2 separate regions of the Homo sapiens genome follow, and region 2 is linked to region 1. The links are chromatin loops, found by intact Hi-C in ENCODE. Cell type or tissue: adrenal gland. All regions are shown on one strand. Each heading gives the region's core, and the rest is flanking DNA. Links, peaks and the distances in the headings are about the cores only. Region 1 holds the start of C9 (complement C9). Region 2 holds the start of FYB1 (FYN binding protein 1).

The links. Peaks named below come from ENCODE experiments on the same cell type or tissue, not always from the same donor. Only the 100,000 strongest peaks of a DNase experiment are listed, where the experiment ranks them.
Region 2: a loop joins it to region 1, with 3 times the contacts of the local background. A loop is called at or near these places in 31 of 110 quality-filtered maps.

What each region holds. Positions count from the first base shown.
Region 1 is chr5:39,360,651-39,375,178 of GRCh38, forward strand. It overlaps C9 (complement C9), which reads right to left and starts at 3,845. Exons shown (of 11, transcript NM_001737.5): 1 at 3,738-3,845. The coding sequence starts at 3,814. It overlaps DAB2 (DAB adaptor protein 2), which reads right to left. Exons shown (of 15, transcript NM_001343.4): 14 at 14,364-14,434; 15 at 11,027-12,775. The coding sequence ends at 14,369. In adrenal gland, for the core only: no CTCF peak of the experiment used is centred there; no DNase peak of the experiment used is centred there.
Region 2 is chr5:39,216,701-39,232,068 of GRCh38, forward strand. FYB1 (FYN binding protein 1) reads right to left here and starts at 2,863. Exons shown (of 19, transcript NM_001465.6): 1 at 2,743-2,863. RefSeq lists an enhancer at 3,939-4,440 and a silencer at 15,307-15,368. In adrenal gland, for the core only: no CTCF peak of the experiment used is centred there; no DNase peak of the experiment used is centred there; H3K27ac peaks cover 487 bases.

The DNA of each region.
Region 1 (14,528 bases), core at 1-8,000:
GCGAAGAAAAACATATATATGGCCTTTCAATGTATGAAAAAAATGTGCAATCTGACTCAATAAGAGAAAGGCAAATTAAAACCGTGCCAAAATACCTATTTTTTTTTTAACCTATGAAGTTGACAAATATCAAAAGGTTGGCCTGTGGTTCCTGTCGCAAGGCTGTGAGAAACAAGTACTCTTACTCTGCTGGTGAAAGTGCAAAATAATACAAATAGGGCAATTTTAGCACTGTCACAAAGTGATTATCTTTTGACTCAGATCACTCTGGGAATTAATCCTCAGGTACACCTAACCACTTACAAAATGATATATAAACAAGGATATTCATTGCAACATTATTTCTAGTGCGAAAGATTGGAAACACCCAAATGTTCATCAGTAAGAATTAATCAGCTATGACAATGAGGAAGTTCCCACATATTGACTCAGAAAGTTATCCAGGACATGCCATGAAGTAAATAAAAAAAAAAAGGAAAGTAAAAGAAAGTAAAAAATAGTATATATAATATGATATCATTTGCAAAAGACTGGGAGAGAATAAGATTACGTATGAGTCTATGGTTTAACCTACAAAATAAGTACTGGAAGAATACTCAGAAACTTATATATGTGACAACCTGTAGAGGTAGGATGAGGTGGGAGCGAAGAAGTGTTTTTAAACTCTTTATATATACTTTACATATAATAACACAAATCTCACGGAAAGTTATGAGTAGGGAAAGTAAGATACTCAATGTATACCTTGTTTTATTTTTGATCTTTGAACCATGTGCATATTTTGTTATTTACAAGTTAGAGAGAAAAGGTAATGATAGCTACACTCACAGAGCACTTCCTGTTTGCCTGGCACTGTGCTAAGCATGTTGTCTTTGTTATCTCAGGTATTCCTCACAGCAGGACACATTATTATTCCCATTTAGCAGGTGAGGTACAGGTTTAGAGAAGTTAAGGAATTTACTTAAGGCGCAGAGCCAGTAAATTGTGGAGCTGGGATCGAACCCAGGCCACCTGGCTCCAGAAGCAACGCTCTGAGCTACTATTCTACTCTCATGGTGGTTTTAAACATTGATGCTCTACCTTGAGAAACATAAGAGATGATGTCCCCCTCATGGCCAGTTCTCATGGGCACATTAATCTTTGTAAAAAAATAAAAGAAAAAAGAAAAAAACAATAGTTAGAAATCCCTGACAGTTCTCCAGTAATAATAGGTCACTGTAGCTGTGGCATGAGATGTCTTCAAGCCATGGGAGAGCCCTGAAGGCTAGCTGTAATTCCAACCCTTCCGTCCTAAACAAGAAAGATAGCAAAGTGAAAGCACAGGAAGGTTATTATTTTTTTTAAATACCTGGCATTTATTAAGTTCTTACCATGCGCCAGGCACAGATGTCATAAGGACATTACATGTATACCTGTTTAATGTTCACAACGAAAACCTTATTAGACAGATGCTATCATTACCATTGTGATGAGTTGAATTGTGCCTGCCCGCCAACCCTGAAAGGTATGTTGAAGTCCTAACCCCAGATAATTATTTGGTCCTAAGTGTCAAATAAGACTGGGACCTTATTTGGAAATAGGGTCTTTACAGAGGTAATCAAGTTAAAATGACATCGTTAGGGTGGGCCCTAATCCAATATGACTGGTGTCCTTTTAAAAAGGGGACATTTTTATAAAGACATACACAATGGGAAGATGATGTGAAGATGGCCATGTGATGATAGACACATAGACTGAAATGATCTGAAACCAAAAAATAAAATACAAGGGAGTGCTGGCCACCACCAGAAACTAGGAGGGACCCTTCCCAGAGTATCGGAGGGAGCACGGCCCTGCCAACACCTTGATTTCAGACTTCTAACCTCCAGAACTGTGAGACAATACATTTCTTTTGTTTGAAGCCATCCAGCTTGTGGTGCTTTGTTATGGTAGTCCCAGGACATAAATAAAACCACATCTTACAGACGAGGGAAGCGAGGTACAGAGAGGCCAAGCAACCCGCCCAAAATGACACTGTTGGTAAGTAAAGGCACCTTGACCTGAGCCTGGGAAGTCTAGCTTCAGAGGATTTTAAAAGTTATTTTGCAAATTTCAGTTAGCTATTATTCAAACAAATCGTCTCACTTCATGACTGAGGGCTCTGAACACTCTGTTTTGACCTCAACCCCCGTCAAAGGGCAAAGCACAGAGCATTCAGAGCAGGGCAACCGGGGCAAACTCAAGAGGGCATAGCAATGGGAGCCCACGAAACCAAACCAAACTCAGCCGTGCAGCTGCTGGAGCTGGGGTCCAGCTAATGGGGCTTTCCGGTCCTCCCTGAAACAGCTGAGTGTGGCCAGGACCCAGGGGGTACGCACTTCAAAGCAATCAAAGCTTCCCCACAGCCTCTCATTTTTGATCAGCAGGAGCTGCAATCTAGGAATGTGGGTTGTTTGAATTATTATTATTATTTTTTAGCTTAAGAAAGGGTCAGGTGAAGTTCAAGGGAGCTAAAGCAACTTGGAGGAACTGCCTTTCCAAATCCCTTTTGTGCCCAGATGCCCACTAAACAAAAATATTTCCTGAATGGTACAATGCTTTACAGATAATATGGAAAGAGGAGGGATGAAGGAAAGGTCTGGTCGAGCACTGGATCCAGGGCCCATGTTCATCTGTGTAGCACCTCTGGGTGCCCCCTCCTGAAAGATACAGCCCTGTGAATAACCCACTTGTTGAGTGGAGCCCAGGCTGAATGGCGGCCTCCAACTGCAGCCAAGAGGCAGGCAAATATGTACTGGAGACGGGCATCAAAGTTCAAAACAGCATTTGGGTAAACCAAGAGTCAAATGACTAATGAGGAATTGGAAGCAGGTTATGGTTATGTCTGAGCAGAGGAACAGGGCTTGGGCAGACATTTCCCCCCAGCCACACTGTTGAAGTGAGGAATATTTCAGTACTCTCCCCAGAACGGATCATCCTGTATTGAATTATACAGGTCGATGTCTACTCTGATGACTCCAGGATGGAAGGAAGGATGCCTCATGTGACCCTAACCTCCACCATTTCTAGGTACAGTGTAGCTGTTCAATAAAAACTTATTATATGGGTGATTTGTTTCCTGGATGACTTGCCATGGGCTTTGCAATTCCGATTAGGATCAGAGAAAAAGGAGAAAAAGTATCTTTGGTAGAAGCATGAGTGACAGGTCTGCATCACTGCAATTCTGGAATGGAAGAAATATGACCTAAATCCCAAATGGCCCTAAACAAAATGCATGCCTCTGAACACAACTCAGGATGTCAAGGGAAAGAAACAAAATAGTTAACCTTTGCCTAATGTGGAGGCAAAAGGGTGATGTATCCAAATGTTAAAGGTGTCAGGCATTGAAGCAGAGTGAGGGAAAGATTAATTTCCTTAATTTTAAACTTCTCAGACATCAGGCACTAATAAACCCAGGTTCATCATACACTGGTGAAAACAAGCTTTATTTTATAATTCCAGATATTTAAAGAATACCTCAATCTTAACATTTGAGTGCCTTGTTGAAAATAAATCCCCAGAAACAGCAGCACATTTCCACAGAAAACTCATAAAGATGCACCCTATGTATTTTCTTATCTCTTTTCGAAGTTTAGATTCTAGGGCTCTGTATATTGCCATGTGGATTAACATTGTCATGTACTTTGCTGCTAAGAAGACCTTGAGATGCTAATCCTACAGGAAACTTCCAGAGACAAGCAGAAAAGTAACTGACTCACCTGGTCGTGTACTGTGCTGTGAGGATGCTTATTTCTAAAATGCAGATTGCAACTGCAAAGCTCCGGCAGGCTGACATGCTGCTCTTGCTGGGTGGCTGCGAGTGGGGTGGCAGGGCAGGTCTGGTAAGGCATTTATTTGCAAAGGGCCAGAGGACAGGGAACAAGCATTGTTTGTCTGCATTCAGAGTTTTTGTCAATTTGGGTGGCCTGGGTACTGAAGTCCAACCAAAGGAGAATCATTTTGTAATTCTTGGCCTCCTGCTTTCTCATATTGACAAGTAGATATGGGGCAATGGGCCTGTGAATGCTAAAGTCCCTAAGATGGGCAGCAGTGCTGTGTGAAAATGGAAACAAAGGCCGGGCGCAGTGGCTCACGCCTGTAATCACAGCATGTTGGGAGGCTGAGGTGGGTGGATTACCTGACGTCAGGAGTTCGAGACCAGCCTGGCCAACATGGTGAAACCCCATCTCTACTAAAAATACAAAAAATTAGCCAGGCATGGTGGTGGGTGCCTGTAATCCCAGCTACTTTGGAGGCTGAGGCAGGAGAATTGCTTGAATCTGGGAGGCGGAGGTTGCGGTGAGCCGAGGTGGGGCCACTGAACTCCAGCCTGGGCAACAAGAGCAAAATTCCGGCAAAACAAAACAAAAACAAAAACAAAAACAAAAAAATAGAAACAAAAATGAAGGACCCCCAGCAGTTCTTAGTTTGCAAGACTCGAGGGGTTGGGTGGAAGATGAGGGAGTATGCAATTTTGGGGAAAAAAAAGCCTGTGGATGCTTCTCATGGAGGCATGAAGTCAAAGTTAGTAAAGAACTGCACTTAGTGGAAAGGATGGCACAGACGTAGATGCTTCATTTTTTTTTTAATCTGCAAATGGGCTAGGTAGGTTATTTCCACGTGAGCAAATGCATTTACAATCCTGGCTTTCCTTATAGGCCGAGTGGTACATTTTGAAGAATGAGATGTAAACTCCCGAAGGCATTAAGGGCGTCCACCAGAAAGAGTGGTCTCCTTATCTCAGCATCACACATGTCAACAAGATAGAATCTGAGACAGAAAAACTTGTTCCTACCCATGAAAAATAGTCTCCCCCTCACATTTCATGCTTCCCAGCACTTGTGGGAAGAGCAGTGCCTTTTTGGGAACACCAGAGAATGTGGACATCACAACTGCTCTTAAAGCACTGACTGCAAAAATAGAATGACCTGGGGACTCTTGAGAACAGTAGTGATGGCTGCCCGCTGTCTGCTCAGCTCTAAGTTAATTGACTTGTGATGAGACCCTGCATCCATGCTTTTAAAAGCTTTGCGGATCATTCTAACGTGTAGCCAGGGTTGAGACTGAGGATGACCACCTTGAGAAGAAAGACATCAGATATCTCTGGATATAGTTCTTAAAGGGACTTTATAAGTATTATTATTACTTATAGGCAAATTTCAAACATTAGCACATATAAAGACCAGCAAAGCAAGGGGTGGAGCTGAGGGAAGACAGAATATACAGCTATTTTCTCCAGTACTGCCTTACCTTTTCTACTGATATTCCTACCTGTGGTAAAAGGTATCTACTCTCACCCACTTTCTTGGCCCCTCTCCTTTTTATGCAGAGAACTTGAGGTCTTCAATGGGACTGATCTCACCTTTTCCTGAGCTTGCTGTGGAGTGTAGGCCATGCAGAACTGCCAAGTAATAAGATGATTCGAATGGATGCCACAACTCGTGTAACTATGTCATGGGATGAGTCCATGCCTGAAAGACACTTCCTGTGAGTCTTGGCTAATAACAGGTGGGCTACATTTGGAAACAGTATGAATCTGTCAAATATGCTGTAGCAGGGCAGGTGCAGTGGCGCACGCCTATAATCCCAGCACTTTGGGAGGCAGAGGTGGGTGGATCACTTGAGGCCAGGAGTTTGAGACCAGCCTGGCCAACATGGTGAAACTTCATCTCTACTAAAAATACAAAAATTAGGTGGGTGGGGTGGTGTGTGCCTGTAATCCCAGCTACTTGGGAGGCTGAAACATGAAAATTGCTTGATCCTGGGAGGCAAAGTTTGCAGTAAGCCAAGATGGCACCACTGCACTCCAGCCTGGACAACAGAGTGAGACTCTGTCTCACAAAAAGAAAAATGCTGTAGCAATGTTGAGGGCTCTTATGAGGCCTCTCTGGACCCTATCAAGATACTTATGGAAATAAAGACTGAAAAGCAGTCAGGATGGGATGCTTTATACTAACTAGATTTGATGCTAATTGATTAGAAGTTGTGATGATTAGACTTGATAAGTTGATGTGACTGGAGATTGTACATCACCTGTCTCTTTGGAGACTAAATCAATGGAAGGGGGATGAGGGAGTGAGGGGATATTTTTGGCTGACTAGTTTGAATAGGAGGCTTTTCTGAATTGCTCAGTTGTATTTATTTTATCACCATAGTTCAGGTTAAATATAATGTAGAAAAATAATGACAGCAGTAAAGTATACTAATAGCATATTAATTATATATTGGCAATATATATTGTATTAGTCCATTTTCACACTGCTACAAAGATACTACCTGGCTGGCACGGTGGCTCACCCCTGTAATCCCAGCCCTTTGGGAGGCCCAGGAGGGCAGATCACCTGAGGTCAGGTGTTCAAGACCAGCCTGGCCAACATGGTGAAACCCCATCTCTATAAAAATACAAAAAAATTAGCCAGGCATGGTGGCGGGTGACTCTAATCCCAGCTGCTTGGGAGGCTGAGGCAAGAGAATTGCTTGAATCTAGAGTCGGAGGTTGCAGTGAGCCGTGATTGCACCACTGTACTCTAGCCCAGGCGATAGAGTGGAACTCCGTCTCAAAAAAAAAAAAAAAGATACCACCTGAGACTGGGTAATTTACAAACAAAAGTGGTTGAATTGACTCATAGTTCTGCATGGCTAGGGATGCCTCAGGAAACTTATAATCATGGTGGAAGGTGAAAGGAAAGCAAGGCACTTCGTAAATGGCATTAGGAGAGAGCAAGAGTGAGGAAGTGCCACACTTTAAAACCATTAGCTGGCTGGGCGTGGTGGCTCACGCCTGTAATCCCAGCACTTTGGGAGGCCGAGGCTGGCGAATCATCTGAGGTCAGGAGTTCGAGACCAGCCTGGCCAACATGGTGAAACCCCCCATCTCTACTAAAAATACAAAAATTAGCTGGGCGTGGTGGCAGGCGCCTGTAATCTCAGCTACTTGGGAGGCTGAGACAGGAGAATTGCTTGAACCCAGGAGGCAGAGGTTGCAGTGAGCTGAGATCGCTCTGTCCCACTCCAGCCTGGGGGACAAGAGCGAGATTTTGTTTCAAAAACAAACAAACAAACCATTAGCTCTCATAATTCACTCACTATCACAAGAACAGTACAGGGGAAACCGTCCCCATGATCCCATCACCTCCTAGCACGTCCCTCCCTCAACATGTGGGGATTACAATTCGAGATGAGATTTGAGTGAGGACACAGAGCCAAATTATATTATATATTACATATTATAATTATATAATTATAATATATGTAATTATATATTACATATAATGCATAATTATAATATAAAATCATAAATATTATATAAATATATAAAATATATGAATAATATGCTCCACATTTTTATGCTTTTAACTCTTTCTTGTCCTTAACATCTATCATGTGTCTGAGGTGTTTTGAAATGAGGCTTATGTTTCTGTGTGTATGTCAGAGAAATAAAGCATCATCATGCATTAGACTAGAGCAGTGAAAATAGTAACATTTTCATTTGTATAACACTTAAAGGCTTCCAAATAACAAAATAAATGTTTATTGAACTTCTAATATGTGTCAGGCCATATTTATATATGCAATCTCATTTAATCCTGAAAATAATCTGTTTTACAGCTGAGGAAATGGAGACACATTGAGATTACATCATTTGTCCAGCGTCAGCCAGGGACGAGTAACTGCACATTTGTACTTGCTATGTCTGGCTCCACATCTCAGGCTTTTCCTACCTTGCTATTACTACTATTGTTATTATTTTAAGTACGTCATGTTGCTTATAGGGTACTTTACTATAAAATTCGTTACTGAGTCCTGTCAACTCCATAGAAGGTAAGCTTTTATTCTAGTCTCACAGATGAGGCTCAGAGAAATACCTGCAAGGCTACACAGAAGAGGCAGGGGTGAGATTTGAACAAACCATGTCTTTAAACTCTGATTCCAGGGTTTTCCACTCTGCTGAGGGTTTTCGCCATTCAGTTGCCCTTTGTTCCCTTCTTAGTTTCAATTTTCTTGGGAACTTTGTGATAGTGAACTAAGTTTTTTGCTTAATAATACTTTTCCCAGTTTTTAAGGCAAACATAGACATATGTACATTAAAACTTTGACCAGCAGGCAGAAACACTTAATTTTTACTGATTTGATATAAATATGTTGAGGGTCATTTCCATTTGACTCTTTTATAGTGAAGGAAACAGTTTCTTGAAAGTCCCTTAGCAGTAAGTTAAGGGATCTTAGTATCCAGGGATCTCATTAGGAATGCCTGCCCCATTCCATAGCTGTTTCTTACTGACTGTCCAAAGATCCACAGGTCTTGCAATGCCACAGTGAAATTTTAGAGCTTCCACTAAGGAGGCAGCATCAGACACACCCGAGAAGCATCCTCTACTCAATTCCAGCCCAGTCATGTTACCCTGTAACTTTTAGAGCAGCAATGATTCTGCTTTCTTGTAAGTAAGATAAAATAATGGTTGAAATCAACCAAGTGAATAAAGAATTGACAGAAAACTCCACAACCAATATCACAAGGAAAAATTAGTCATAAAGAATTTCAGAGTTGGGTTTTTTTTTCCCTTCCATTTTTAACAACCTCATCTTTCATCTCTGCAGAAGGCCAGCTTCTTTGCCACTGAGCAGCCCACACCATGGTCTTGCTGGAGACAAGCACTTGTATGATTTCAGTATGTGGTAGAGGTTTAGTAATTAAATGCAGGACACAATTCCAAGCAAGGGCAAATGAGGGGCTTGGCCACTCATCAGGTGAGATGACAAATGGCTGGCCCTTGTCCATCAGCGTTGCTGTAATTACAACATGTTAACAGAGCTGCTGCCAGTACATAGCCTTGTATATGTCCCTAGGCTGATATTGTACATATCAGCCTAGAACATGAGTTTTTATTTTTAGCAGAAGGGAATTAGTTCAAAACATACCATTTCCCAGCAATAATTATTTGTTTTATTGTTTAGCAACCTCCTCAAATCGTAATAGCTTAAATATTTACCAGGGGCTTTGGGGCAGCTCCCATCTTTTCCCAGATTTTGTATTAAACGTATTCCGGGAATATGGGTCAGAGTCCTCACTCATCAGGTTATTCCACGGTCAACCACACTCCTGGGTTAGCTACATCCTCTGTTCCTTCCCCCCTTTTCTTTTCCTTCCACCTCAGGAAAGACACAAAATTACCCTCTGTTTGGCTCTCTCTAGACACCACAGTTAATATTTTGATGGTAAAGTCTGAGATCAATTGATGAAAGGATCTCTCTACTTCAACACACAGTTTTGTAATAAAATACCATGAAAAACACTCCCTTAAGAGTTGGGGTAGAGTGCAGCTTTTTTTAAAGCATGGATGCCAGTCTTGCCTGAGTAAGACTTGCAACAGTAACAGATCCCTCCTCAAAGGGTTATGAATGGCATCAATGGAATAAAGTTATTTTGCATAAATGGTAAAGTACTTCACAGATGCAAGGTTATTTTGGGAAAGTCTATACCTTCTCCCTTTTATGTGAGAAATTTAAGGGCATGCTGGCTGTTAAAGTTCAGCTTTTAGCTTAGATATATTTGATATGTAAAGGAACTCTCTTTCCAAGATAATAGGGTTACCATGAAAAGCTGAACTTCTGGCACACAGGTGTGAATACCACTGCTTATTAAAGAAATTACAGTTGTCCCTTGGTATCTGTGGAGGATTAATTCCTGCAGATACCAAAATCTGCGGATACTCAAGTCCGTTATATAAAATGGCATATAACCTATGTACATTCTCTCATACACTTTAAATTATTTACAGATTACTTATAATAACTAATATAATATAAATGCTGTGTAAATAGTTGTTATACTGTATTGTTTTTATTTGTATTATTTTAATTGCTGCATTATTTTTATTTTATTTTCTATTCACATATTTTCCATCTGTGGCTGGTTGAATCTGCAGATGCGAAATCTGAGGTTAGGAGAGCCAACTGTATAAGGAACAGGTGTGTTTCCACTTTGCAGGGACACTTCAGTAACTGCCACTCTCTGCTTGATCAACAGTAGTTCCGACTGCACTGAAAGGAATGTCCGCCTCTTGTACACACGAGCAAGTTAACCTGTGGCAAGATCTCACAGATTAAGTCACGTGGAGATAACACACAGGCTCAACGGGTTAGACGCACGGCAGAGCACCTGGATAAGCCAGATAATTTGTGCAACATATTCTTATCAGCAGCCTTCTCTAGCTCATCTGTGGCTTACTTTCAATTCCCCTGGAACCTGCTTTTGTATGGAGTGTATTTCTATTCCACCTCACTATTGTTAGAAAGAGACCAAATGTTTCAGTCAAGGAGAAAGGTAAGGCAGTAATAAGGAACATTCCAAAATATTATACACCAATAGATAATCCTACCCCAAAATGTCTTATTCCTTAGAAAAGTTAGGTTTAATACCAAGACTTCTATATCCATGCAAAGCCCACCTTGGGATTCTCTTTCTTGTAGTTGCAGGTCTTTTTGCAGTGAATGAGAACCTTGAACTTTTATACTAGGTGAGACAGTTTAAGAGCGCCCTAATGCTAAAAACATCTGTTCATCAGCCCACTCACCTCATGCAACAGCTCTCCAGAGGGGCCTGTGCCAGCCTAGAGCAGTCCACACAGTCGTGTCTTGGTGAGGTCAAATATGACTGAGTAAAAAACAAGAGGCAGCCAAGGGTAAAAGGCATGAACCAATAGTGCACTAATGAGTGATTTTATAGTGGATGTCAGCTGAGGTTGTTCTGGTACAGGTCTTATCTACTAGTCTTCCTTACACTCCCGGAAAGGGAGTGTGTGTGGGTTTGAGACAGAAGAAGGTGTGAAATAGATCAGACGGTAATTTACTCACGGTCCTATTTCATGGATTTCCACTTTCTCTTCACTGTTGTGACAATCCAGAATCTATTATAGCTAACATTTTCTCCACTTCAGACTGGTATGTTTTATAGCTTGCCTCTAATGTCAACTCAAAGCAGGTAGAATAAACCGATGGTACCACATGATATTCTGCCACTCCAGTTTATTGAAATGAGTAAATTTATAGCTTTATTTGCATACAGAAAAGTGCATGAGAAAATAAGTATGTACAAAACAGTTGTGTGGCTGATCATGACTTTCAAAAATTCAACTACCTAGAAATAGTTACCTCCAGTTTAGCACATTTAGGTATTTGGACATTTAAAGTACTATTTCAAGTCTGTGTTTATAGTGACTGAGTAGGAAGCTGATAGAAAATTATGCCATATATGATCAACTATTACCATTAAACATAAAACCACAGGACTTTCTACTTGGGGCTAATCAATAGAGGGTCATGTGGCCCCTGTCTTGTTTAGCTTCTGAGCATCACCCTCTTCTTCCCCCTCAAGGTAACATTGGATGTGGCTGATTAACTCCCACAAGAACCTGAGCATTAAGGGTCAAGAGACAACATTAAAAACCCAACATAAACAAAACAAAACAAAACTTATTTTGACAATAATAAACCCTTCAGAACTGTGCTCACAACAGGACTGAAAATGAACTGGGAACGTTTCCAAGTTGTGAGGAGAAAAATATTGCAGACATTAGATTTTCAATGGTAACCCCAAACATTTGTTCTACAGCTTTTTCTCCCCTCTTATCTTCCTACTAACGACATTGAGATTGTGGCTGCAAGAAAAGTTTTCCAGTTACTTGATAAAGGCCTAGCATGACCCCAAATAAGCACCTAATGTGTTTGGCACAATCACATTTAGCTTTGTGATATGTTGCTCTTCAAAATAGAGTCCTTTGTTGCTGAGTTGAGTTCAATTTCTCTTGAACATTAACTGCTCTTCTGGAACTTCAGCTCAAGAGAGTGGCCTCCTCTTCCACAGGAAGGATATAGGTTGTGCCCATTTGCAATTCTAGTTCTTGGGACTAGCAATTACTGAGAATGAAGAGAGGCTCCAGATCTGTCTGTGAATCATTAGATTTTTTTTTTTTTTTGCCCTGTGAGAGTCTGTTGCTTGTGAAAGGGTGGTAATACTACTTGAACCCAGGAGCAAAACTGACTGAAAAAAGAATCAGAAAAAAAAGGGGAGGAGAGATGAATAATGTTCTTCCCTCATTTGCAATAGCTAGCAAGAAATGGGAGAAAAGGACAATCTTGGCCTTGGGAGAAATTGATCTTCAGAAAGAAGAGAAGCTATCTCTTTAAAAAGGTCCTTAAGTGGTTAGATTCCAAAGTGTCTAAGGAGAAGTTGTAGTTGCTTCAATTTTACTTTAGAAATTCTCTGTAACTGATGGTCTGAAGCAAGATTTCTTTTAAGAAGGTGCCTTGTTCTACTATAACCTTTAGGTTTTATGCTCTGAAACAGAACCCCCAAACAACTCTGAACAATAAGGATTTGAAAATTTATTCAAAACAGTATGATATGAAGGGATGTGGTGGCTGCATCTCCCAACCAGAGGGTAGAAGGCAGGTGTTCTAGAAGGTTCCAGGGACACAAGAGGCAGGGTTCAGTAGGGAAACTACTGTACTTCATTTACACTTAAGCTAGAGAGTTTAGGATCTTAATTTATTTAAAGCCATAGATTCAGTTTAGCTTTAACCTAGACAGAAAGTGAAAAGCATTTTACAAGTAGAAGAGGCAATGAGAAATAAGGCAACAGATAATACGTCAAAGCTGGAACAAGGGCAGAAATCAGAACGTGTCTGGCTATCAGCTTTGTTTTTGACTACTAAGGCCAACCTTTTTATTCCTCTGGATGGTCTGCAGACCAAGTTCCTAGAGAGGTATGGAGAAGAAAGAAACTTGTGGTTAGAATTTTTGAACTGAATATCAATGTATTAAATATCAAGTCATTATTAAAGATGTCAGTAATAGTATCTCCTAGGGCTGATGTGAGGATTGATGAAGATGATAAATGTAGAGCATCTAATAAAATGCTTAGCGCAAGTGCTCAACAATGTTAGTTATTTTATCCCATGAGAGTTCCCCTTACCCAATCTATTGATGTAGCAGGTTGACCTAAACTATCCTTCCTTCATGACCTAAAGAAGGAAGGACCTCCAAAGAGAAGTCTAGTTCATTCAATTTAGTCCATACAATCCATCTTGACTCTGAGTGTAGTTTACTCCTTCTATTGGTTTGGGTATATCTCCCCTTGAATGGAAGGTGAGAATGATCTCTGGTAAGACTTCTAGCTCTTAAATATCTACTTACTGCTTTATTACCTTTAGAATCACCTGCACTCTTGTTAAAAGGAAGCATTTCCTTGGCACCAAAGAGAAATTCCTTAGGGCTGCAGTAGGACCCAGGAATTTGCATTTTTAATGATTTACCCAGTTCTCTGAAGCAGTTTATGGAAAGGTACTACAGGAAACACAGTCATTGTAGAACTGGAGTTGAGGGAAAATGATCCAGATGCCTATAAGCTCAATCTTATTGTTTTCGCCACGTTTAAGATATCTATCTATTAAAAATAATTACATTCTAGATGAGCCAAATCACAGTTTAGTAGTCCTGTTTGGATGAGACAAGATTGGAAAAAAAATGGGCTTGGTTTTTGTTGTTGTTGTTGTTGTTTTTCATTATTTCTATTGTTCTACCCCTACCAGCTGGCCTACCTGCTCTAAAATGGGGAGAGCGTTCCTTTCCCTACTAAATTCAGTCTTTTGAGATCAGAATAAAGTTGCTGTCACCTTCTGTAGAGAAAGAGTTACACTGAGCCCTCCCAGGATTTCAGCTGAGGGTGATTCTACCTAATCACTTATCTAAGATAAAGTTCATGAGACAGAAGAATCAACCTTCAGACTCATTTTGAGCTCCTACTGCCTATGAAGGAGATCTTTAATAGTTGTTAAAACTTTCAGATTTAATACCATCAGACTCTTTCAGACTAACTTTGAGATTGCTCACAGTTAAATGGTAGAGAAGTAATGATCATAATCTGTTTTGCTGACTTGGTGGCTTCAGAAAGTCAATGGAATCTGAACCCTTTATAGGAAACCAAATTATTACTAGGTTGTTTTGCAACCACTTCAATATGAAAGTAAAAAGGTTAGAAACCTGTGATGTGTTGTTTTGAGTTTTACTTCCCACACAGAACTGAAAAACCAAGAACATGGAATAAGATAAAAATCCACATCCCCAAGGGTATATTACTATTTTTTGATGTGTTTAGGAATTCTATTCTTAAGTGCCCAGCCTAGTCATTATTGAATGATCTCAGTAGAGATTTTCCTGTCGATTACTCCTAAATTATAGATATTTACCCTCTTCCCAATTCTAAAATTAAAATTTCACTCTTTATTCCATGTCACCCTTTCTCACAAAAACCCCTGAGACAGGCTTATTAGGATCTTCTACTTACAGAATTTAGGCAAAAGGATTTCCAAATGGATCCCTATACATCTCAGAAGATACAGGTTGAGAAGAAGCCACCTAAGAAGATAAAATCATCTAGTCAATAAATACAGTTACAGTCATAAGAAAAAAATCGCAATGAAGACTTCCAAAATTCTTTTAAAAATCGCTT
Region 2 (15,368 bases), core at 4,425-12,424, 140 kb before region 1:
ACCACCATTTGTTGCCATATTAGAGGTGACATCCCAGCTGGGATTATCCCTGGCTTGGAAAGACTGAGTTAGGCATTGGTCACAGGCAGCATGTGAATTTGGTGGCATTTCACCTGCACTTAGAAGCAAAGTCATCCACTGCTCTGACCAACTCACAAGGCGCAGGCTGCAGCAACGTGATTAACAAGGTTATGTATTGAATTTATATAGCTAAATGATTTTCCTGGTTTCTTATCTGTTTAGAGAGGCTGATTAGCAGAGGTAGAAAAACAAGACAACCACTGAGCTTTCCAAATTTATCAGAGAAACCCCAGACCAGCTTCTGATGGGGAAATATTCCTTGACTTCCAGAGCTTCCCACTGGATTTTCATTCCTGCCCAAAGACATTCTTGGTTTATTCCTAGTGACCAATAGAGAGCATTCCAACAATCACTTCTTATCAGTCAGCAACTATATAATAAACACCTGGGACATGCTTGGCCCTGGGCTTTGGTAAAAAGAAAGGAGACAAATGGGCCTTAAAGGTAGAACAATTTCAATTAGAAGCCTGTACAAGGTTTAGAACACAACGTTTGAGAAAGGAAAAAATCCTTAAACATTAGCGAACCAAGGTCCTTCATTTTACAAAAAAGAAACTGCGTAAGGGATCTGTCCAGGTTCACACAGTTGGGCTAAAATCTGGGTCTCTCCCTTGCTCATCCTCTGAGCTTTCCACTGCGCTATGCTGTCTGACCTGTGGGGTGCCAGCTTCTGCAGCAGCTTGCTCTTAAAAAACAGTCACAACAAGAACAGAGGGCAACCCCGATTGCCTTCTGGGCCAGGTGCTGTGCTAGGAGCTTTTCAGGGATCACCTCAAAACAGGTCAATGGAGACGTTACTGTTATCCCCATTTGACAGATAAAGAAACTGAGTCATGGAACCATTTAGGAACTCACCCAAGGCCCACAGCTGGTGCGTGGCAGAGACCACCTTCAAGCTCAGGATCTTGATTCTGGAGTCACAGTCTTAACCGCAACCCCTGGAACCACAGCCCAAACCCGCCAGCGAGCCACGGTTCACTCTCTTCACTTTCTTGTTTTTAGAAATGTTCCTGTAGAGCAGCCTCTAGTAACACCTCAGACAAATGAAATATCATTTCTACATCCCTGATCTCTCTCTCTTGTTAACGTATTGTGTAAATGGTGGAAAATGTGGTTTTTAAAGCACATTGAGGCTGGTAAAAGCTTCAAAGCCACCGCCTGCACTTACTCTTTAGACCACTAGATGTCAGTGTGATTGCTCTATGAAGCAGCCGTAACTTGGCAAGGTGCAGCATTGCACCAGAAATCAGCTGCTGCGAGCTTCCAAGCCTCTGGACTCCAGCAGAAGCTGGGGGGAATTTGAAGCCCAATGGTAGTAAACAAATAATGGACATGACAGTCAGGCAGTGTGGATTTCAACCTTTACAATAATTTCTCAAGGGAAATGGAAACCTTTTTAGCCTTTCCTTTTTGAAACGGATGGTCAACTTTTCCACGGGGTGCCTTAAGTGCACCATAACGCCTTTGATATTCAGGATCGCCTTTAATGGTACATCATAAAACATGTGGTTTTATTGGAAAGAGCACCCTTATCCTCCTCCCCCTCACCTATCACTTATGATTAATTTCTTAAGGTATCGGACTATTTGAAGTGTGTGTATCTCACATTGCATGGGGACGTTTTACTCTACCTAAAACCTCCGGTGGCATTCCCATAGCATGGGCAGAAAATCACAGCCACAACTTCACCCTTCCGGTGATAAGCCCATCTGTTTCCCACGCAGAATTATTTGTATTTAATGAAAAAATATTTAAAATGGTGAATATTAATTATTATTTTACATTAGTACTCAAAAAGTGTATATAGTTTTATCCCCTCAACAACTCCATGAGATGAGTTCTATTATTATCCCCATGTTTAGATGAGAAAACTGAGACACAGAGAGGTTAAGTGGCTCTCCCAAAGTCACACAGCTAATAGAAGGCAGAGTCAGAGGCCCATTTCTATTAATTACTTCCCTGCAAATCAAGTTAAATGGGGGGAAAAGACCTTGTGAATTTTTCAGAAGAATCAGCAATGTATACAAGACAGCCAAAGGCTCCGAGGAAAATTTGGAGTTGCTGGTTGCTTTGAAAGGCCTCCTTGGCTGATCTGCAGCTGTTTGTCATCATTTATCCAGTTTGCCAGGATTCCTTCTGAGAAGGCATAATTCATGGCAGTATAGTCCCTTTCTTTAGTCTATGTAGAAATCTCATGTGAATCCTCACCTCCTGCCAGGTTTGGAGGAAATTGAAAGTTACTCTTTCTCATCAAAAGGATGGACACATATTTGTTAGGAACCAGGATGAAATAAACCATCTGTGCCCAGCTCTGTTGGCAATAAAACCTTGTTTCTGGTTTCACTGCAAGACGTTATTTAACGCTAGTGGCACCAGAGGTTCCAACAAGAACACATGAGAGGCCTTATCCAGTTACGAAAGAGCAAGTGACAGACACGTTCCCGGCCACATTTTTATCTGCTTATCATCCTTTTGGCTACCATGAGGCTGAGTTTTAGTGTCTCCTGTTCATCTCTTTTGCTATTTTCCAACAGAACATGCGTTTCCTTCAGTTATTCAGCTAGCACAGTCTGTGCTGCCAGAATTTGGAAGTGGTGCTTTTTTCCTGCTATAAAAAATTACACATTTATTTGAAAGAAGAAACCTAGGCATAGCTGTTACCTGACTCCTGCAGAAGAAGGCGGAAGGATGGCCTCCTTTAGTGGATCTTCCTGGGCCAGGGTCTGGGCCCTACTCACTTCTAGCTGTCGCATCTGCTCTGCATGTGGAACTCAAGAACTGCGGAGCTTTCTGATGCCTGGCAGGGTTTTGTCCCGGTCAGTGGTTGAGTGAGCCACACCTCCCTCCCCTGACCAGGCAAACTTAGACAAGAAAAGTTCTATTATGCCCTCAGGATATTGAGTAATAAGGAGGAGAAAGGGGAACTTAAAAGTGTCTGTTCAGCCTGGATACTTCTGCTAACATTCCCACCAAGCATGTGATATTTAAAAGGGTAAAACCAAAACAAGATTCTCCTGCCTGCCACCATGTTTATTCAAGAGGAAGAAGCTGTAAGTTCTTTGGACCCATAATCTTTCCACACACCCAGGAGTGTCACCTGCAATGGGGGCCAAAGGGGGATGCTTACAATTAGAAAGGTCCACTGGAGCATGTGGAATATTTGGAAGCTAATTGCACCTGAGGTCAGGAGGTAAAGTGGTGTGCTTGACCATATCAACTGAAGAGTGGTCACTCATGTGTGGAAAGCCCACTAGACTCACTCTGTCGGCTCTCTGTTAGACTATTCTTGAGGCTGGAAGAAATGGAGTATTTAGATGATAATCCATGTGAAAAGACCACCAGTGGGGCTGAGTGTAGTGGGTCATGCCTGTAATCCCGGTACTTTGGAAGGCTGAGGCAGGAGGATTGCTTGAGACCAGGAGTTCAAGACCAGTCTTGACAACATGGTGAGACCCTGTCTCTACAAAAATAAAAAAAAAATTAGCCAAGTGTGATGGTGCATGCCTGTAGCCCCAGACATTTGGGAAGCTGAGGTGGGAGGATTTCTTGAGCACAGGAGTTCAAGGCTTCAGTGAGCTATGATTGCACCACCATTGCACTCCAGCCTGGGTAACAGAGCAAGATCCTGTCTGAAGGAAAAAAAAAAAAGAAGAAAGAAAGAAAGAAAAATAAAGAGAAGGAAAGAAAGAAAGAAACTCAAAAAAGAAAAGAGAAAAAAAGAAAAGAAAAGACAAGAAAAGAAAAGAAACCCCCCAAAACAGAGGCTACCATTGGGACTAAATGAGATTTTAACAAATTGTGATTGTGAAATTAACCTCCCCCACCTTCCTTCTACTCATTCATTCATAAACATCAAACACTTACTGTGTGGGTCAAGCACTGGCCAAGACTAGAAAGATGGAGAAGACAAGGATTTTCCACTCAGTGGCTTATAATCTTACAGACGTTATGCCAGAGATGGTCACTTTCCTCCCCGTATGATTTTCCCTTCTTATAGAGTAGTAGGGTCAGCAAACTATGGCCCGCATGCCAAATCTGGCCTGTGGAATGTTTTGTACAGACCTCAGGCTAAGAATTTACATTTTTTAAGAATTGTAAGAAAAGGGAGAAGAAGCAAAAGAAGACAATGATGGTAACAATGATGATGACAACAATGATGATGACATGGCTGAGACCGTATATGGCCTGAAATATTTACTATCTAGTCCTCTGCAGAAAAAGTTTGCCAAAAGTTTAGGATGCTTATTCTATCCTAAGAGATCTCTGGCTTTTTACCTGGCCCACAGCTACACAGGATAAGGCATTTTCTAGTCCCTCTTGACATTAGATTTGGCCATGTGGTTAAGTTTTAGTCAATGGGATCTATGCAGAAGGGATCTATGTAGCTTCTTGGTGTGTCCTAAAAGAGGGCCCCATCATGCTTTCCCCTCCCAGCTGGCTGGGATGCTGTGGGGGCCTGAGCTCTTCTGATCCAGTGATGACTAAGGTAATACTCTAGGCATGACAGAGCCAGGAGATAGAAGGACCTGGCCCCCAACACAGGAGACAACCCCATCTTCACTGGATTTTGCTAGATGGTTATAAAGAAGGGAACAGGAGGACAGACATTTAACTTTTAAAAATCAGTGTTATGTTGTGTCTCTTTTGCTGCAACCAAACATGTATTATAACCACTATAGAGATAGACACTGTATAACTAACCATGACACACTGTGATGAGTATTAAGCTCAAAGTATGAATAAAGGCATCTGGAAATACCCAGGAATATGTAATTCCTTCTGCATGGGGGCAGAAGAGTTGAGGAAGACTTTACCTAACATGGGACAGTTGATCTTGGGCCATGAAGGAAGCCTAACTGGAATTTGGGATTACTTGTTTTTCTTCTCCTCTCTGCCAACCTCTCTCAGATGGCCAAAACAAAATAAAATAATCCACTGGGTGAGGTGGCTCACGCCTATAATCCCAGCACTTTGGGAGGCCTAGGAGGGTAGGTCACCTGAGGTCAGGAGTTCGAGACTAGCTTGGCCAGCATGGTGAAACCCTGTTTCTACTAAAAAATCCAAAAATTAGCTGGGCGTGGTGGTGGTGCATACCTGTAATTCCAGCTACTCAGGAGGCTGAGGCAGGAGAATTGCTGGAACAAAGGAGGCGGAGGTTGCAGTGAGCTGAGATTGCACCATTGCACTCCAGCCCGGGCCAACAAGAGCAAGACTCTGTCTCAAAAATAAAATAAAATAAAATAAAGTAAAATAAAATAAAATAAAATAAAATGAAATAATCCTCCAAAAGCAAGCAACACGCCCTGTCTTCATGGAATGTACTGCCCCCTCTCCTTTTTCACCTGGCTAACTCCTGCTTATGCTCCAAAACCCAGTGTAGATATGATCTCCTTTTGAACTTTGTCCCACAAGACTGGGTAAGGCCTTCTGAGCTCTGGCGTCTTGTACTCTCTCTTAGTTGTTGGAGATATGTCTGTGTTTCTCACTAGATCATGAGTTCCTTAAGGGTTGGCGGTAACTGTGGCTTATTTGTCCTGGATTTCCAGCTTGTAGTACATTGCCAGGCATACAGAAGGCACTTTATAAACATTAATTAATGTATTAGAGGCCAAGGGCAGCTTCCTGGTTTGTGGGACTCTTGCTCTTTTTTAATGCATTTGTCCCACTAAAGGGAAGGTGAGCCCAGCAATTTATATCTCTCAGCCTCTGTGTCCTAAAAGTATATACATTTTTAAAAGTTTGCTTTCCAAAAAGGCAGAAAAGAAATGTACACATTTAGAAAGTTTTAGTTTAAAAAACTGAAAGTTTCATTTGTTATGAATGGTCTCTATGCTTAGTAGTGTCTGAAAGGTTTGAAGATTTAATAAAAACAACTAAAATGCTATGAGGTGAGTTTAGTAACATGATGGTATGTTTCCGAAATAAGCGGAAGTATAGATACTTGCTCAAATTTATCTTATTTTGAGCTTTTCTTATTATTACATAATAATAAACACCCATTTTTCTATTTTTATAAAATCTTTGCTCACAAAGGAAAATTTGTGCAGTAATATTATTTGATTACAACAAGATGATGATGCTGATAATTACATTTGATTCTCCCCTTGTCACTCTGTGTTATGTGTCTTATAATCAATAAAAGAGGGAGAGGAACAACAAACACTGAGGCCTGTTGGGGGAGGGCAATGGAGGGGAGAGCATCAGGAAAAATAGCTAATGCATGCCAGGCTTAATACCCAGGTGATGGGTTGATAAGTACAGCAAACCACCATGGCACACGTTAACCTATGTAACACACCTGCACATCCTGCACATGTACCCTGGAACTTAAAATAAAATAAAATAAAATTTAAAAATAAAAAATAAAAAAATAAAAGCAAAAGCATTGCTTTTCATGCAAACCTATTTTACTACATGCTTTGGCTACAGGCAACCAATTTTCTGAACTGGAGAATTAATGTAAGACTTTTAAGACACCGTATAGTAGTAGTATTTTCCCCTATCATTTAGAGGAAAATATAAAAATATGAGGAGCATATTTTCCTTTATGTATAGTCCTCCTTGAGATGGTGTTGACAGAAGGTGAAGTTGAAAAGAATTACTTGCATTATGTTTCTAAAGGAAACCAGTAATGTAATATTAAGTTATTATTTGAATATGAAGTTTTCATTATTTTTGTGGCTATTCACTAAAGGCCTTCATAAATTACAGGGAAACCTGAGCAATTAAATTTAAAAAAATCATTCAAATGCTTCTTAAATAAAGTTTTTGGTCTTAACATCTGCTACAGAATCAAGCTAACACCTCAGTGCTTCTGGATATTTATTAAATGTTTAGGGCTTCCATTCCCCCATGCAAGAGTAATTCTAAGCAAATGATGAATGTCTCAATGAGTAGCTCATTCTTTGTGGACGTAAAAACTAGGTTTCCACTTCTCTATCTGGTGCAGCTCTGTTGTGCAATACAAGGAGATAAAACCCTAGGTAAGAGAATTAGAGTGGGGGTGGGTGTAGTAGAGATGGAGAAGGTCAGCTTATTCTCAACTCACTACTCCCAGTATCAAATATCCATTTCAGATATAAGAATTTCTGTCTTTATACCCCAGCCCAAATTTTCTACTGTCCCTATCTCATCCCACACTCCCCTCTTCTCCAGGTGGAGAAACCCTATCCTGTGCTGTCTGCTCAGTATAATGATGACTTTGAGGTGTCAGCCTGTTCATGCCTATCACTTGTCAATGTGCTTGCTTCTCTGTCCTCTAAATTAAATACTGTACTTATTGTTGTACTTACTAGCAATTATATTTTTCCACAATTAAAAAAATGATGAAGTTAATATTCTCAAAGGAGTAAATAACACGAAACCGATGGCCATTCCAGCCATCTTTCAAGGAAAGGTGATCTGGTTCTGGTGGCCAAGCCAGCTCTGCTGTGCCAGATAAAAGCCTCCAGTGACTTACTCAGAAAACAAATCATGAATGTGTTTGAAAGTGAAATGATTTGGCCTCCAGTCAGCCTTTAGCACAGTCCTGACGGTTTCCCTTACTACAGGGATTAAGCGTCCTGTGAAAACAGATGGGGGAGGGCTGCCACCTTCTGCTTGCTCACCCAGGGAGTGGCCTCCCAAGCTTCGCCACTGCTCCAGACAGCAGCAGATGAAGCTCTGAGGAGTCCACGCCTTTCTGGAAGCTTGTTGTTGCCCTGCCAACATATATTGACTTGTCAAGAGCTCTGTCTTTAAGCCAATCACATCCTGATCACAGTTCATTAAAGGTGTGTATTCCTCTAGAGAGCTCATTGTCTGTTGTCAGAAATCACTCAGTGCCCAAACACATTAGGATGAGAATGGACTGTGTAGGAGAGAAGAAAAGAAATGGGTTCTGCTTATTTTCTTTGACTTTAACAGCTACTTCCCCTTACTCAACTCAACACTCATGTACACATATCAGAGAAGCATTACGATCTGCAAGCTGCAGGACTGGCTCCTATTTAATGTGTAAAAAGTGGCTTTTCTCTACTTTCCTCTCCCTAAATCCTTCTAACTTCAACCTCTTTCCTCTAACCTGCTCATTCTTCCTGCTTTCTTCCAAGTAGGAAACTACTTGGTTAACATCAGAGATTTTTCCACCTCCAAGCTTCTAAAATTCTAGAAATGCATTTATATTACGGAAAGTTATAAGGGACTTGAATACCTTCCAGAGGTTTTTGCTACATGGGGTTTTATTAGTGGACAAAACCTTATAAAAGATGTCAGCAATCTTTAAGAAGCAGAGGTATGAGAACAGTGTCTGCTTCCCCACTTCGCATCCTTTAGTCTCTTCCTGATTTTCTGCCATGCAGAAGAGTGGTCACTGAAGATTTTTGGTTTTGTATAGCTAGCAGTAAAATATATTTGAGTAAGCACTGCAAAAATGTGAATATTTATTAATGAACCCATATATATACATGTATGTATATATGTGTGTATGGTGTGTATGTGTCTGTTACAACATTTTAATTGACAGAGCATTAGGCTGGGAAGGCTCCAGAGTTTTAGGTTTTTATGTTAGCAAACCAAAGCCCAATATAAACAATAAGATAAACTTTACCAATTAGAATGGCCAACTAACATCTAAGTAAAGACTTTCCCAATCAGATACTGCCAACTAACCTCTAACTAGTCTTTTTGCTCTAAACAGTCAAATATATTTTCTTTGTCTTTTTTCTTAGTGCACTTATGAAAACTCACTGCCCATGCTGCTGGGGTGGAGCTTTCTGAACCTTTTGTGGTTCTGATGCTGCCCAATTCATGAATTGTTTTTTATTCAAATAAACTGCTAAATTCATCTTGTACGAAATTTTTCTTATAAAGTATGTTATGCATATACTTTAACCATTATAAAGTGCAAACAAAAATAGAAAATAAAGGAAGAGATTTTTAAAGTATAAGATTTCTAACAATTTCTCTTCATGCCCAATGAACTGTCTTGAACACTCCTCCTGAGATACTCATTTTATTTTGGAGGCAACTGATAAAAAAGAGTGGAGAGAGAAAATCATTGCACTAGAAGTAGGCAAAGCATACAGGGATCTTTCAACAAAACCATAATGTTCACCAGTGGTTGGTTCCACTTTTTTAATAGTGTTAACAAGTTCCTTTGCTCAGCATGCAAGTGTGCACCAAGCCCACAGTCTGATCCAAGGCTTATTTCGTCACAGCATTTTGCCCCAGCTGCAGGCCTCTCATGGGTCCCTGGTTCACAATTCTGAGGGTCTTACTGTTGCTCTCCTGGCTAGGTAACCACATAAGAGACATTTTCCCCTGAATGTCCAACAGGCACCATCTACACAAGACTGAAATGCGAGCTGAGGATTGGCTTTAGACTCCTTTCTCTGACTTACATGTTCATGTGTAACCAGCATGTCCTGTTGCTCCTGTCTCCCAAGTGTTGTTTGAATTCAGCCTTTTCCCTCCAGTCTCAGTGCACCAACTTCATCATTTCCTGCCTCTTTAACTGCAGTGGCTTCCGATAGAATTGTTCTGCCTCTAATCCTTTCTTTGCAGGGTTGTCAACATGATCTTCCTATGCTTAACTGGATGATATTTGCTTAAGCCTTTCACTAGCTTTCCAAACCTTTAAAAAAAAAAAAAATCAACTCTTTAAGAGTACATACAAGCGTTTCCTTCATCAGAGCTTACTACCTCTTCACTTGCATGTGGCATTGCTTTTGCTTCTCTCACTTCATGTCTTCTTCCACATTGTCTTACCCTTTGTTAATCCACCCTTTTTCAAATTCAGCTAGAATTTCACCTCCTCCATCAAAGTCTCCTCTGACCCTTTCAGAGTATGTATTGCATCGTATGATAGCATTCTACATCTTCATTCTACTAGATCTTGTCAGGGGTAGAGTTCACTTTCTTATTTTCATGGGTGTGTTTAGAATAGTAGTTCTCAAACTTTAGTGTTCATAAAAATAACCAGAGGAGATTAAAGTGCAGATTCCAGATTTAGTAGGTTTAGGGTGGTGCCAGGCAAACTGCTATTGTAACTAGCTCCCTCCTCCAAGTGACTTTCATTTATCATTCTTAGAGTTTAGTGCAGCATCAGGTGCTTAGGCCCTCAATAAATGTCAATAAAAGAAGGCATTCTCTATCTCTTATCTTTCCATGCCTAATAAGAAAATACACTAATATTGGCTGAGGCAAAAGCTATATTGACTACACATTTGTCTGTGGGACTTTTGATAGGCTATATCTGGGTGCAGAGAATAAAACTCACAGCATAAATCTGGTCTTCAGACCTGTTTTTGTTGCATCTCTGTGTGTGCAAACACACATACATTCACATAAATTCACACACACTCACATACGTTCATATAAATCCATTAAAAGTAGTTTGGAAAAGCATAAAATGATGGAGAAACTTGTCCAGATTAAAATATACCAAAAAGATATAAAAATCAAGTGTAATACATAACTCTTGGTTGGATTCTGGTTTGCACAAAAAAAAAGTTGATAAGATAATTTTGGTACAACTGGAGAAATTTCAATATGGGCAATTAAATGTTATGAAATTATTATTTTTCATAGGGGATGCCAATAGTATTATGGTTAAACTAGAGAATGTTCGTATTCTTAGGAGGTGCATGCTGAGATCTGTGAGAATGAATTGTCATTTGCACAACTTGTATTCAAGTGGCTTAGGAAATAATTTATATACACACATATGTGGCAACACATTAACAATTTGGTGTAAATCTAGATGAAAGGGATATAGATGTGTGCTGTGTTATTGTTTAAGCTTTTCTGTAGATTTTAATTTTTAAAAATGATAAAATATAAACACTAAAGTGAATTCATGTAATGATGGAAATTTCTAGCTTTCCATGCAAAGTCTGATTCTCTGATGCAACAATTTGCTGGAGCTCTGAAAAGCCTCCAGAGTTTGCCATAATGGCTTCCGTCATTGAAGTCACCTGCCTGAATCCAGTAGGCCTTTGGTTTGCAATCCATGGAAGAAAAAATTTCAACTCCTTAATAACACGCATAAAGCTTTCCTTCATCAGGCCTCATTGAGTCATGAGCTTTTGAAATTCTCCTCCTGATTCTCTTTATAGAATTGTTTTTCTTGAATCCCATAAGATTGACCCAAAATGTTTTTCACTGGGGAAGACCTTTCACCTTGAGAGGGCCAACTGGGAACTGGGAACAGAAGGCTTGGATAAGACATATATGCTGTTTCCATTCTTGACACACATATAAAGCCCAGTGCATCTCTCTAAGATCAATGATCAGATTGGAATAAGATGAAAGACTCAGAGGCAAAGGATAACTTTTAACAAGAGCAATAATATTATTTCCACCTTCTAGGATCTGGGGTCCTGGCCATACAAATCAGGATGAATAGAACTACATTTAGTTGGTAGATAGATAAGTAACCTCAAATGAAACACAGTGAAATCATGATAGAGACTGTCTTTGGGAAGCAAAGGCAAGAAATAGGCCTGAGGAACAATTATGACTGAATTTCAACTTTATATATAATGTTTATTCTTTTCGTATTAGAAAGACTTTAAGCAAAGATGACAAAATCTTTGCCAGTTCTTAGTGATGAATACATTGTTGTTTCTTATATATTCTGTTTCTTCTGTTTGTAAAATTTCTCAAAACAAACAAACCAAAATGTGTCTACCCCTCATGGGACAAAGATATCCACAAATATTTTGTACCATGGACATGCCAACTTTGGAAAAGTTGTCACCTATAGTAATGTGTTGTCAGTTTCTTTCCAGAACTGAAGGAAGTGGAAGTAGAATCATAAGCCTCCAGTTTTCTTGACTACTATTGAATATTAGGAATCATTGATTTTAATTTCAAATCACCAGGGTCAACATTTTTTGATACCGTATTTCCCCGTAATTCCCCAGTGGTTAAAGAAAGAGGTTAGCAAAAGAAAATCAAGACAAAAAAGTAGAAGATACTTCTTATATATGAACTTCCCTTCCTTTTTATTTTCTTACTCTGAGAGCTAATAAAGCAAGATCTCTGACTTATGATGTAATCTTTCCTCTTTTTTGGTTCTGAGAGCTAATAAATTTTAAAACACAATTAGAGTATTACAGTTGATGACCCCTTTGGGATTTTTACCTAAATACAGTTTTCTCTCACGATAAAATTAGGATGGTTCTTTTGTCCACTATAATTTTTTTGTAATGCATGGAAATAAAATGAGATAGTAACAAGGCTTTGTCTTACAGTGGCAGAAGATCTCATCTCTCTGTGTGAAGAGTATGGCTACGATCCTAGGACTGGGGTCTGTCCTGATTCAATGTCCTCCTGCCTTCTTGGCCAGAATGGGACTGGGGCTATCAAAAGGAGCCTGGGACTCAGGACCCAGGGAATAGTGGATGAATCTTTTAGAAGACAGGGGCTGATACTCCCTTACTAAAGGATCCATGTAAAACACAGTAGGACTCTGAGCTTGTTGGAATGGGATTGATGTCCACCATTCCCCAGTAGAGAAGTGCAGACAACAAGCTGCTTGCACGAAATACGAAGCTAATTTGTTCTATAGAGTCATTCTCTGCAGTGTTAAGAGAGTGACTATAAAAGAAGAAACCAGGGGAGAAATCAGCCATTGTCCAGACTTAAATAAAATGACAGTGGAAACTAGTAACTCACCTGAACTGTGTCCATTTCCAGAATTAGTTGAAACTCTAAACTCCTTTAAGTCTGACCAAGGCGGGTGAGTTGGGGGTACATCCTTTGATATTCACTTTTGACATTTATGTCTGCCTTAACTTAGGGATATGATTTGACTTACTGTATGAAAGTCAAATAATGATTAATAGCTACCTTTATTGTGGGATTAACATATTCCAGGCAAGGTGCAGAGAATTTATATAGATTGTCTAGTTTAATCCTCATAATATTGCTAAGGTGATGATTATGCCCATTTTATAGATAAGGGCAATCAGGTTTAGAGAGGTAAAGTGAGTTGCCTAAAAGGCAGAAGAGGTCCTGAAACTTCAGTCTGTATAATAGTCCAGATCCACTTCGTTAAATACACCCAGTGATTCTAAAAGCTGGCTTCACAAGAGAATAACCTGAGGGTAATTTTACAAAATGCTGACAGCCAGGCCCGTGTGGTTCAATTAAATCACAGTACTTGAGTGAGGTGCCTGGGCATCTGTACTCTTCAGAGCTCTCAGATGATTCTAATGGGCAAATCAAGATCGGGAATCTCTGAACTACTTTATACTGTTTCCAACATAACTAAACTCTTCCTATAGTGAGGTAGGCAAAATAACGTCCCCATCTTCCAAAAGATGTCCACCTCCATATCCCAGGAACTGTGAATATGCTACCTTATATAGCAAAGGGGAATTTGCAGGAGAGCAATTAGGTTAAGAATCTTAAAATGAGAAGATTACTCTGGATTATTTTGGGAAGACCCAAGTAACCAGAAGGATCGTTATACATGGAAGCAGATGGCAGGAAGGCCAGTGTCAGAGTGATGCAGCTGAGAAAGACTTGATCAGCTATTGTTGGCTTTCAAGCTGAAATAAGGCCATGAGCCGAGGAATGCAGGCAGCCTTTGGAAGCTGGAAGAGGCAAAGAAATGGAGCCTCCGCCAGAACCTCCAGAAGAAGCACAACTCTGCCCACACCTCAGAGGCTCATTGCAGACTTCTGACCTCCAGAACTATAAGACAATAAATTTCTGTTGCTTTAGGCCATGAAATTCATGGTAATTTGTCACAGCATATATATATGTATATATGTATAATATGTGTATATATATTTCTGTATATGTGTGTGTGTATATATGTATACATATTCTTCCACATCCCTGCAGCTTCTCTTCTGTCTTAAACATGCTTACAGTCACTTTTTTAAAAAGTCCTATCACTGTGTAAAAATGTATTATTACTTCAGTGAATTGGCCTTACCTAGACACCCGTTCAAAGGCATTATCCACAAGGCTGATGCTGGCATCACGGTCTAATGACTGAAACCCAACTGGACAGGGTACAGCTGAGAATTGCTGACTCTGTGAGAACTTAGACTTCCCTGTCTCAGTATACACACACACACACACACACACACACACACACACATATATATACACATACATGTATATATATTAGTAGAGTGAATGGAATGACTGATTGTCCCAGGCCAACCGTAATAAAAATGGAGCATAATCTTGTGCAAATATCTTTCTATTTAAAAAGGAAAATATACTAAAGTGTTGTATCATGATATTAATATTGATTAGAACAAGGAGGAAGAAATAAAGATAATGAGCAGGAAGAGCTATTAATCAAGACATATTTATTCCAGGAGGCAGTTTGATGGAATAGAAAAAAGTACTCAGCTCAGAGCAAAAAAAAAAAAAACAAAAAAAAACAAAAAAAACAAAACAGCTGTAGCCACCAGCTTCAGCTGCTGTTGCCCTGGGATTTCTGTGTTACCTTGGACAAGTCATGTCCCCATTTCCATCCTCAATTCCATGAATTCAATTAGGGAACACATTCAAAAGCACCTGGCACAGTGCTTGGCACATGGCAAGTACGAAATACATGGTTGGCCATCTTTTCTCTCTAAATGTACTGAGTACCTTTTGGGTTACAAAGCTTTCTGTTAGGTGCTATGGCAAAGTTGAATAAGAAAAAAATCTCTTCTCTCAAGAAACCCAAGGCTATTTGGAAAAACATATGATATATTTCTGGAAAATTCATAATACAATGACTATTGCAGGGTAATATATTTCAAGAATGAAATAAACAGCCCAGTCATAAGAAATTATTACACATTGGAGTGCTCCTGAAATGCTACTCGAAGAATGGGTAGGATTTCGTGGGCTGAGAGACCAGGAGATTAGTGCAAACAATGGGAGAAAGAGTGCTAATAAGGAGGTGCTCAGACACTAATTATTTCTCAAAATTCTTATGTGGCTGGGAGGTGAACAGAGGTGCAGAGAGCTATTTCTCTTTCACAGAGGGGAGAACTGAGACAGGGAAGTCTAAGTTCCCACAGAATCAGCAATTCTCAGCTGCACCCTGTCTAGTTGGGTTTCAGTCATTAGACCACAGTGCCAACTTCAGCCTTGTGGATGATGCCTTTGAAGGGGTTTCTAGGTAAGACTGACTCACTGAAGTAATAATACATTTTTACATAGTGAAGAGACTTAAAAAAAAGTGACTGGAAGCATGTTTAAGACAGAAGAGAAGCTTCAGGGATACGGATGAATTGTATATCATCAAACTGTTTGCCTTAGCTCTGAGCTCTTGAGAAATAGGTCAA